Linked DNA regions of Homo sapiens: region 2 is linked to region 1. Evidence: read pairs that join two places in POLR2A ChIA-PET (ENCODE). Cell type or tissue: GM12878. All regions are shown on one strand. Links, peaks and the distances in the headings refer to the core of each region. The heading gives the core; the rest is flanking DNA. Region 1 overlaps LINC02615 (long intergenic non-protein coding RNA 2615). Region 2 has its middle 24 kb from the start of LINC03140.

What was found. Peaks named below come from ENCODE experiments on the same cell type or tissue, not always from the same donor. Only the 100,000 strongest peaks of a DNase experiment are listed, where the experiment ranks them.
Region 2: POLR2A ChIA-PET joins it to region 1 with 9 read pairs; 2 of 35 experiments call an interaction of 5 or more read pairs at or near these places.

What each region holds. Positions count from the first base shown.
Region 1 is chr4:128,459,578-128,463,970 of GRCh38, reverse strand. All of the region lies in intron 1 of LINC02615 (long intergenic non-protein coding RNA 2615), which reads right to left. Among named protein-coding and RNA genes, the nearest start is that of LINC02615, 34 kb to the right of the region's middle. In GM12878, for the core only: no CTCF peak of the experiment used is centred there; a DNase peak (open chromatin) is centred at 2,595.
Region 2 is chr4:128,592,824-128,597,216 of GRCh38, reverse strand. No RefSeq gene overlaps it. Among named protein-coding and RNA genes, the nearest start is that of LINC03140, 24 kb to the right of the region's middle. In GM12878, for the core only: no CTCF peak of the experiment used is centred there; no DNase peak of the experiment used is centred there.

The sequences.
Region 1 (4,393 bases), core at 196-4,195:
CTGCAGGCCAGGCCACTGGGAAATTGGTTAACAAGTGATGCCTTTGGATTCTTTGGCATTATTGATCTTCAGGAAATCATGGCTCTCCACTCAAAGTCGGCCTTAGCAAGTTCAGAGTGAATGTGTAAAACAGGGGGTGTCAGAAAAACCTTGGCCTTTTCTTACCCATGATATTGGAGATGAGGACGATAGACTGGGGATCTAAAAATGAGATACAAGACTCTTTGCATCAGCTCTCCACACCTAGGCCTCCTCTGAGACCTAAAAATATACTGTATATGAAATGCACAGCAATAGAGCAAAACCATAAATTAAAAGTATACATTTATTAAGCACCTATCATGGGCCAGACACTGTGCTAAAAGCTTACCTCCATGACTTCACTTGATCTTCATAACTACACTGTGAGGGAAGCTCTTGTATTATATTCATCTTACAGATGAATAATGCAGGATAAGAAAGATTAGGGTGCCCAAAGCCACACAGCCAATGGGAAGGTAGACCTGGGAGTCAGGTCAAGCCTCCTTGGCTCCAGTCTTGTGACCCACTATACCATGCTTGATTGGAATGCAGAGTGAGCCCCGACAGGTAAAGCACAGTGACACACTGACACAGACTGGGTTGTGTCCTCCCAAATTTTGTATAAAGTCCCAACCCCCAAGGTGACTGTATTTCAAGATAGAGCCTTTAAGGGATCATTGTAGTTAAATGAGGTAATAAAGGTGGGGCCCTAATCCTATAGGATTGGTGTCCTTGTAAGAAGAGGAAGAGACACCAGGGTTTCTCTATTTGCATGCAAATAGAGAAAAGACCATGTGAGGACACAGCAAGAAGGCGGCCATCTGCAGGGCAAGAAGAGTGGCCTCAAGAGAAACTAAGTCTGCCAACACCTTGATCTTGGACTTACAGCCTCCAGAGCTGTGAAAAAAAAAAAATTTCTGTTGTTTATGCCACCAATTCTTTGGTATTTTTCATGGCAGTCCTAACAGACTAATACACATACCTTCTGCTATTTCACATTTGGCTTCTCTGCCCCAGCTGGGTCTGCCACAGCTACCCTTGATCCTAACTGTCTTATAGGACTCAAAATCTGGAGTAGGAGGTTTCTAAACCAGTGGGCTATTACATTTGGTTATCATGAAGACCTCTGTTGAAATACTCTGTTGGATCTCAGAACAAGCTGAAGGTGATCTAGGGCAGTGCATTTCAAACTCCCTATGGTGAAGGACCAATTTCCTCTATTCCTTTAGTGACAGATAGGTGATCCTACCATGCACGTCTGGGTAGGCAGCTCCAGTCACAAGTAACTCACCAAGAAAGTGGAACAACATGCCGTTCCATAGTATTTCCTCATCAGATGCTTGGACTTCTCAGCCAAGCAGTGGCGTGCCGCAAATGTTTAGTACCCGGTTCTTAAGGGTGGGAGGAGTCCTGATTTGTAGCATTTGTCAATTTGCATGATAAAAATACCTCCCATTATGGCTGATTTCAAGCTACCACAGTGAAGTTACTGAGCTGCAAAAATGGGAAGAAATGCCCACGATCTCTCTGGCTCTGGCTCTCTTGACTGGTACCACCCACCTCCTGCACATCATTGTAGCAATGTGCAATGCTATAAAGTTTCTAAATACAGACTGTGGATTTCTGTACTTACCTCCTTGCAGGAGGCAAATCACACTTTGCATAACACTGACCTAAATCGCTTAAGCTCAAGAGTCCCCAGAGAGGCCCCCTAAAGTCCATTAGCTCACTGTTTTATTAGGTAAAATTCTGGACTGATAAAGTTCATGCAATGCCCATGCATTGCATAGCAATAGAGCAAAACCTTAAGGTAATAGTGCACATTTATTGAGCATTTTCAGAAACGGCCCATTTAATCATAATTAGCTATGAAAAATGGCAGGAGCTCAGCTCTGGTCTTCTCTCCTTTTTTTCTTCCTTCCCTCTAGAATTATTATCTTAATGGCCTTCTCCTATCTCCTCTTTTACATTTTCCCTTCTCTTGTTCTCCCTTCTCTAAAGGATTGTTCTTCCATTTCCTTTGCCTCTTTTCAACAACATAGTCAAGCACAAGCTTCCCATTGGTCCGCTTTCTTTCCCTACAATTTAACTTTATTGTGAGAATGGATCCTACTCTTTGTTATAAGGAGCAATGAGGGGATAAGCCCACTCAAGCAACTCAAGGGTAAAACCCAAAGCAGGCAACAGCTTTAAGGGCCTGTGGGATTAAAGGCAGATAATGGAGTGTTACTTTAGCCCTCTTTATCCTTGCTTTCCCAGAACCAATTCTGCTTTGTTCTGTTTTCTTTTTTTCAAACAGAGCCAGTCATCAGTAGCATAGCCAAGGCCGTGGCTTACAGAAAAGGGATCAACAGCAACCAGAGTGGGGAGTGACCTATGCTGACATCCAGACAAGAGGTAATTAGAGCTGACCTTGGGAGGTGGCCATGAGAATAGAAACAAAAACACAAATACAAGCCATAAAGCCACACGTGGAAGTAAAATCAACAAGATTGGGCTACTGATTAGAGATGGAACAGCAAGGGCAAGGGAGGAAGACGGCACAAGGTTTCAATGCTGACGGCAGCCACATGAGTCATCCTGGAGCTCAGCTTCAATTGAGTTACTCAAATGAGAAAAAGCCTTGCATGGCTGCAAGCCTACTGCACATACAGTAAAGCCTAAATTCCTATATAAGGACTGCCACAGTTTTGCATCAATTTATCATCGACCTTGGACTCACTCATTCATTCAGCAAACATGTATTGAACAGCTACTATGTATTATGCTGGATCAGGAAATTAAAAATGAGGAAAAAGCACAGTTCCTGAGTTTGAGGAGTTCAGCAGCCTGAAAGGGGTATCCTCCAAATAAATCAATACATACATGCACAGCCTCTGTTCACAATGTTCTCTTCATCTGAAATCCCTACTATTTACTGAGTACCCACTACATGCCAGAGACTGCTCTTGGTCCTGGGGACATGGTTGAGTTACTTCTGCCCATTTCCTAACTAGAGCTGTAGATATATTCATATATTTGTCTGCATAGAGTGCTGAGGTCATGGGGACCACAAGAAGAAGAGAGCCAACACTAGACTCTTGGAGTAATGCTTCTATTTCATGGGTTGGGAAAGGGAGAAGAGCCAGAAGTGATCAGAAGAAAAACCTGAGAGGGAAGAGAAAAACCAATCACAGAAGATGGGAAGTAGAGAGTTTCAAGAATAAAGGAGAATGTGTTCTGTGTTCAGTACAACACAGAGGCTAAGAGAGAAGGCTAAGAAAGTCCCCACACAGTCACTCATTTCTGTTAAAAGATGGCAAAGATTAATGAATAAACTGACAGAAGAAAGGCTAAAGATGCACAACAGAGCAATGCGGTGCTTTACAAAGACTCTGGAGCAGGAATTAGGAAGGTACAGGATTTATGGGCAGGAGTGGAAAGGTTGACCTTGGAAAGAAGAGAGAGACTTCTTCCCCCCAAATTAGAAGAAAATAAATGAATATGCAGACATGAATTCAGGGTGGTCACAGAGGCCCCAAGAAGGGTTTGCAGTCAGCCTCATGTGTGAATCCCAGCTCTGCTACTTACTTTCTGTGATATTGGGCAAGTTATTCGGACCCTCCAAGCCTCAGTTTCTTCACCTACAAAGAGGATATGATAATGCCTTTTTCATAAGGGTGTTGTGAGGATAAGTTGAGAAAATGTATATGCAACCAGCTTCCCCTTTGCCTTACCAGTACATATGGGGTCATCAAAATAAATTCTACTGTCCCTTTCCCCCTCTTTGTTCACACTGTGGTCCTCCACAAAGTGCTCTTGCAAAAGAGCTTGCAAGGGAGCCCACCCCACTGCACTGTGTGGGTCAGCCAAGCCTCTGCTGTCCCAAAACTACTGCAGCTGAGGTCCTGGAACAAACAAGATGTCAAATCCAAACAATGCCATCTTGTCCTACAGAGTGTTCCCAAAGCAGCCTTTTCTGTTTTTACTTAAAGCTTTCCCCAACCCACCCTCTACAAATCTCAGCTAGGGCCTGGCTTGAAACCTGAGTGACAAGTACCATGTTACATCTAGCATTATTCCCTCTCTCCCATGACCAGCTTGCAGTCAAGCTCCTAGCAGGCTCTCTGTCCTTCATATGAATACATTTTTGGTAGGCCCCACATCGCTAATTTGCTAGGTACCTCCTGATATATGTCAGTCTCAATCTAGGCTAGCATAGAACTTAGCACACAGCAGGGACTCGAGAGAAGTGAGTCCTGCATCATGGTTTTATTTATACTTCCGATTTGGGATGCCCCTTCTCCCATTCTCAGTCACATCTGTGTTTTACCCAGGTGCTCAAAGATTGGTGAGCTGGTAAATGTTTAGCAACCAGCCCTCTGGGAGAAAC
Region 2 (4,393 bases), core at 145-4,144, 130 kb before region 1:
ATTGTATCCTGCCTTGCTCTCCAGTACAATATTAATGGAGACTGTGGGCAAGATTGTTTAGAAACCAATTTACACTGCACAGGCAGTGGGAAAACTTCCTCCAAATGTAAACTGCTCCAACAGAGGAGCAGAGCTTTGAGTACTCAAAGTAAACAGGACCTAGAGGAGACTGAAGACCCAGACAGTGAGTTAGCAAAAATAAATCACAAGAGAGCGCATATGTGGTATAACCTTGCACTGAGGAAACACAAGCGGTGAATGGGTGTTTAAACTCAGATTTATGATCAGCTGTGTCACTGGTGGAAGACAACCACCTTAGAGGGATATTCATTCATTCATTCACTCATTCAAGAAACAGTTGTGGGGACTTCTGTGTTCCAGACACTAAATTAGACACTGAAGGTTCAAATATGAATAATATAGGGGAGGAGAGACAGACTTTCATATTTTATTTCTATACTAATTGATTCTTTTACAAAAAGAAAGTGTCTGTGAATTACTTGGGCAGTGAAAGAATGAATAAGCACAATGCCTGCCTTCAGTGAGCTTATGGTCAAGTAAAAGGATACAAATATGTAAAACAATTTTAAAAGGATACAAGCATGTAAAACAAAATGTGACACATGAGGTATTTTTAGAGGAGGACAAAATGAAGGCAAAGGTCAGTTTGGAGAAGGAAGGTGATGGGGAGAAAAACTTCTTAAAAGATAAGGAGATTCTTGAGCTGAACCTTGAAGGTGGATAAGTATTAGCTAGAACAGGGTGGGAGGTCAGTCCAGAAAAGAACAACCTGAAGAAACCACAGAAGTATGCAACAGCCCAGGTGACTGTAAGCGATCCAAGGTCCCTGGAAGCACAGGGTGTGCAGCAGAGCCGAGGTGAAAGGTAAAGTTGGAAAGGAGCCACTGAGAAGTTTTCAGCAGGAGAATAAACAATCAGACGTGCCTCTTGGGCAGCAAAGTGGAACAAGGGCGAAAGGTGAGTGGGTGGGGGCAAGTAAATCACCCACCCATAGGAACCACTTCTGTGTTCAACTCAGACCCTGAGACAAATGATCAGATTATATTTCCCCTCAAGATGTTTCCCGTGCCCCTATGGAAGGCTATGAAACAACAAAGTACTCTTTATTTTTAACATTTTCCTTCCAGAAAGAAAACATGAGAGACAGGGAAAAAACGCTTGATGACGTTGATATACAGTTTGAGTGTCTTTTCTAATCTGGATCAACTTCGAACCAAGATGAAAGAAGCATAGAAACAAAAGCACAAGAGAAGAAAAGGCAAGAAAAATAAGGGGAGAGAGGATGACAAGAATAGTACCAGGCTGGGCACAGGGGCTCATGCCTGTAATCCCAGCACTTTGGGAGGCTGAGGCGGGTGGGATCGCCTGAGGTCAGGAGTTTGAGACCAGCCCGCCCAACATGGTGAAACCCCATCTCTATCAAAAATACAAAAATTAAATTAGCTGGGCGTGGTGGTGCACACATGTAATCTCAGCTACTTGGGAGGCTGAGGCAGGAGAATTGCTTGAACCTGGGAGGCGGAGGTTGCAGTGAGCAGAGATCATGCCATTGCACTTACAGCCTGGGTGACAAGAGCGAAACTCCGTCTCAAAAAAAAAAAAAAAGTACCGGCTGGGCGTGGTGGCTCACGCCTGTAATCCCAGCACTTTGGAAGGCCGAGGCAGGTGAATCACGAGGTCAGGAGATCGAGACCATCCTGGCTAACATGGTGAAACACCGTCTCTACTAAAAAAATACAAAAAATTAGCCGGGTGTGGTGGTGGTCGCCTGTAGTCCCAGCTACTTGGGAGGCTGAGGCAGGAGAATGGCGTGAACCGGGAGGCGGAGCTTGCAGTGAGCCAAGATCGCGCCACTGCACCCCAGCCTGGGCGACAGAGCGAGACAACGTCTCAAAAAAAAAAAAAAAAAAGGTACCAAAAATGAAGTAGAATTAGGTCTGGGTAATGGGAGTACCTTTTCTCCTTTTCATACCAACCTGCCCCCAAACTCCTGACACCTCTGCCTGGGAGAGAAAAGCCAGGAATTGGGAAAGGAAAGTGGAACATGGAATCTTCTGGAGTCGTCAGTAGAAGCAGACGTCCATTAAAGGCAGAAGTACACAGAGTTCCACTTCATTGTAACAAGGATGAAAGGTTAAAAGTCCCAGTACATAGGCAAATATATTTAGTGGTGGAAAGTTGAGGAGTTTCTATCAGATGTCTTCTGCTTTAATTGTGAAATATGAAGTAAAGTTATCTGCCCTGAGGGGAGAGGTGGGAATTCAGACAATGAAAAAGTTTGAGCAAATAGTGGGGTTCGTCCAGAATTGGGGTTTTGCTAGATAACTTCAGTGGAAGGATCAAGGGTCAAGGGAATTTAGAATATAAGTAATATGTTCTGGATAGGAGGAAACTGAAGACAAAAGTGGTTGGTGGATGGGCAGAAAGGAAAGAGGAGGAGTGATGGGAGCAACAGAGTAAGCTGGAGGGAGGGGGATGTAGCCGGAGGGCAGTCATCTGTACTTGTTATCTCAGGGGGGATGTCCAGGTCTAGGGTGAAGCTGTGAGAATGGAAGGCGGAGATGGGGTATGGAAGATCACTGGAAGATGAGGAGGTCAGAGAACTGAGTGCTCAGTGGTTAGATGGGTCAGATAGAAAGAATATGAAACAAATGCCAGGCTTCAACGACTGAGGAGGAGTGAACAGAAAACCAAAAGAGAAGAACATCATGGAAGGGCAGTGGGGGCTTGGCCTGATGACCTGGGCCTTCAAGGAGCAGGAATCCTGAGGCAGATGTTGGTGATTTTTAACCTCATCCTTTCATCATTTTTCTTGCTGATAGAGCCTTCCTTCCCCATGGAGATCACATGTATGAGCTCATGACCCAACCCTAGCCAACAGGACTAGGGGGCAATAAGATGGGGGCTTCGGGGAAAGATTTTCCTCCTTGTTAGGAAATTGTAGGTGAGGAGAAATTGCACTTTCCAGTTTTGACATTATAGCAGGTTGAATAATTCCCCTGAGAGATATCAGGTGCTAATCCCTGGAACCTGTAAATGTTACCTTGTATGGGAAAAGGGTCTTTGCAGATATGATTAAGTTTAGGATCCTGAGATAGGGAGAATATCCTGAATTGTCCAGGTGGGCCCTAAATGCAGTCACAAAGTGACCTTTTAAGAAAGGGGTAGAGGGAGATTTGATATAGACAGAGAGAAGACACACACACACACACACACACACACACACACACACACACACACACAAAGGTAATGTGAAGGTGGAGTCAGAGATTGGAGTGATGTGGCCACAAGCCAAAGAATGCTGGCAGCTATCAGAATCTGGAAGAGGCAAGAAACAGATTCTCCACTAGAGCCTTCAGAGGGAGAAGAGCCCTGCTAACACTTTGATGTCAGCCCAGTGACACATCAAACCTCTGGCTTCTAGACCAGTGAGAGAATAAATTTTTGTTGTTTTAAGAACCAAGTTTGTGATATTTGTTACGGAAGCCATAGGAAACTAATTCAGATGTAGCAGTGAGGGATTTGATGACTGGAGTGGCAGCAGCTATCTTGAAACCATGAGGACACAAACCTGAGGATAAAATTAAATACAATATCCTGGAGAAGACAGAGTGGAAAAATGGAAAGACCTGTTGAATTAGCCACATATCACTCAACCTTTTGACTTCTTATCATGTAAGATAATAAATGTCTTTATTGTTTATGGCTCTTCTGGTTGGATATTCTGTTACCTGCAGCCACAAGCATTCTAATTGATACAGCCCTATCCAAAAGGGTAGGAGAGTCCTGGCTGGGAAGCAGCAGTGGGTACTAAGGAAGAAATCTGACCCACTTGCCAACTCTGACAAGAGTGCATAAAATGAAAAATGAGCAGCTCCCACTTGAGAGAGGAGCAGAACAGGTAACTTGGAGAGAGTCAGAAGATTAAGAAAATGGTTAGGGAAAAGATTGTAGGGATAGGGGCATTTGTTAATTATGCAACAGGCCTTTTCAAAGGCAGTAAAAGCTTAGGAAGAGGAAGATAATTGGGAGGTATTCTGAGAAAAGGTGTATGTGAATCATGACACTGTACTGTTATGATGAAATTATATAGAGTATAGGTGGAGTGGGGAATAAGGAGAGACTCGCACTTTGGACAATGACCAAAAAAAAAAAAAAAAAAGGGAAAATAGATACAATGCTTGTTAGATTTAACCAGCCCCAGGGTTGCCAAGAAAACATTTCTACCAATGCCAGGACCAAAGTAGTTTTTGAACTTTAATGTTTATAAGGTTCATGGAGTTTGTTAAAAATCTTAAACATTCCTAGGCCCCAGGACCAAGATCCTGACTCAGTAGATCTCAGTAGGGTCCAGAAATCTGCATTTCTAATG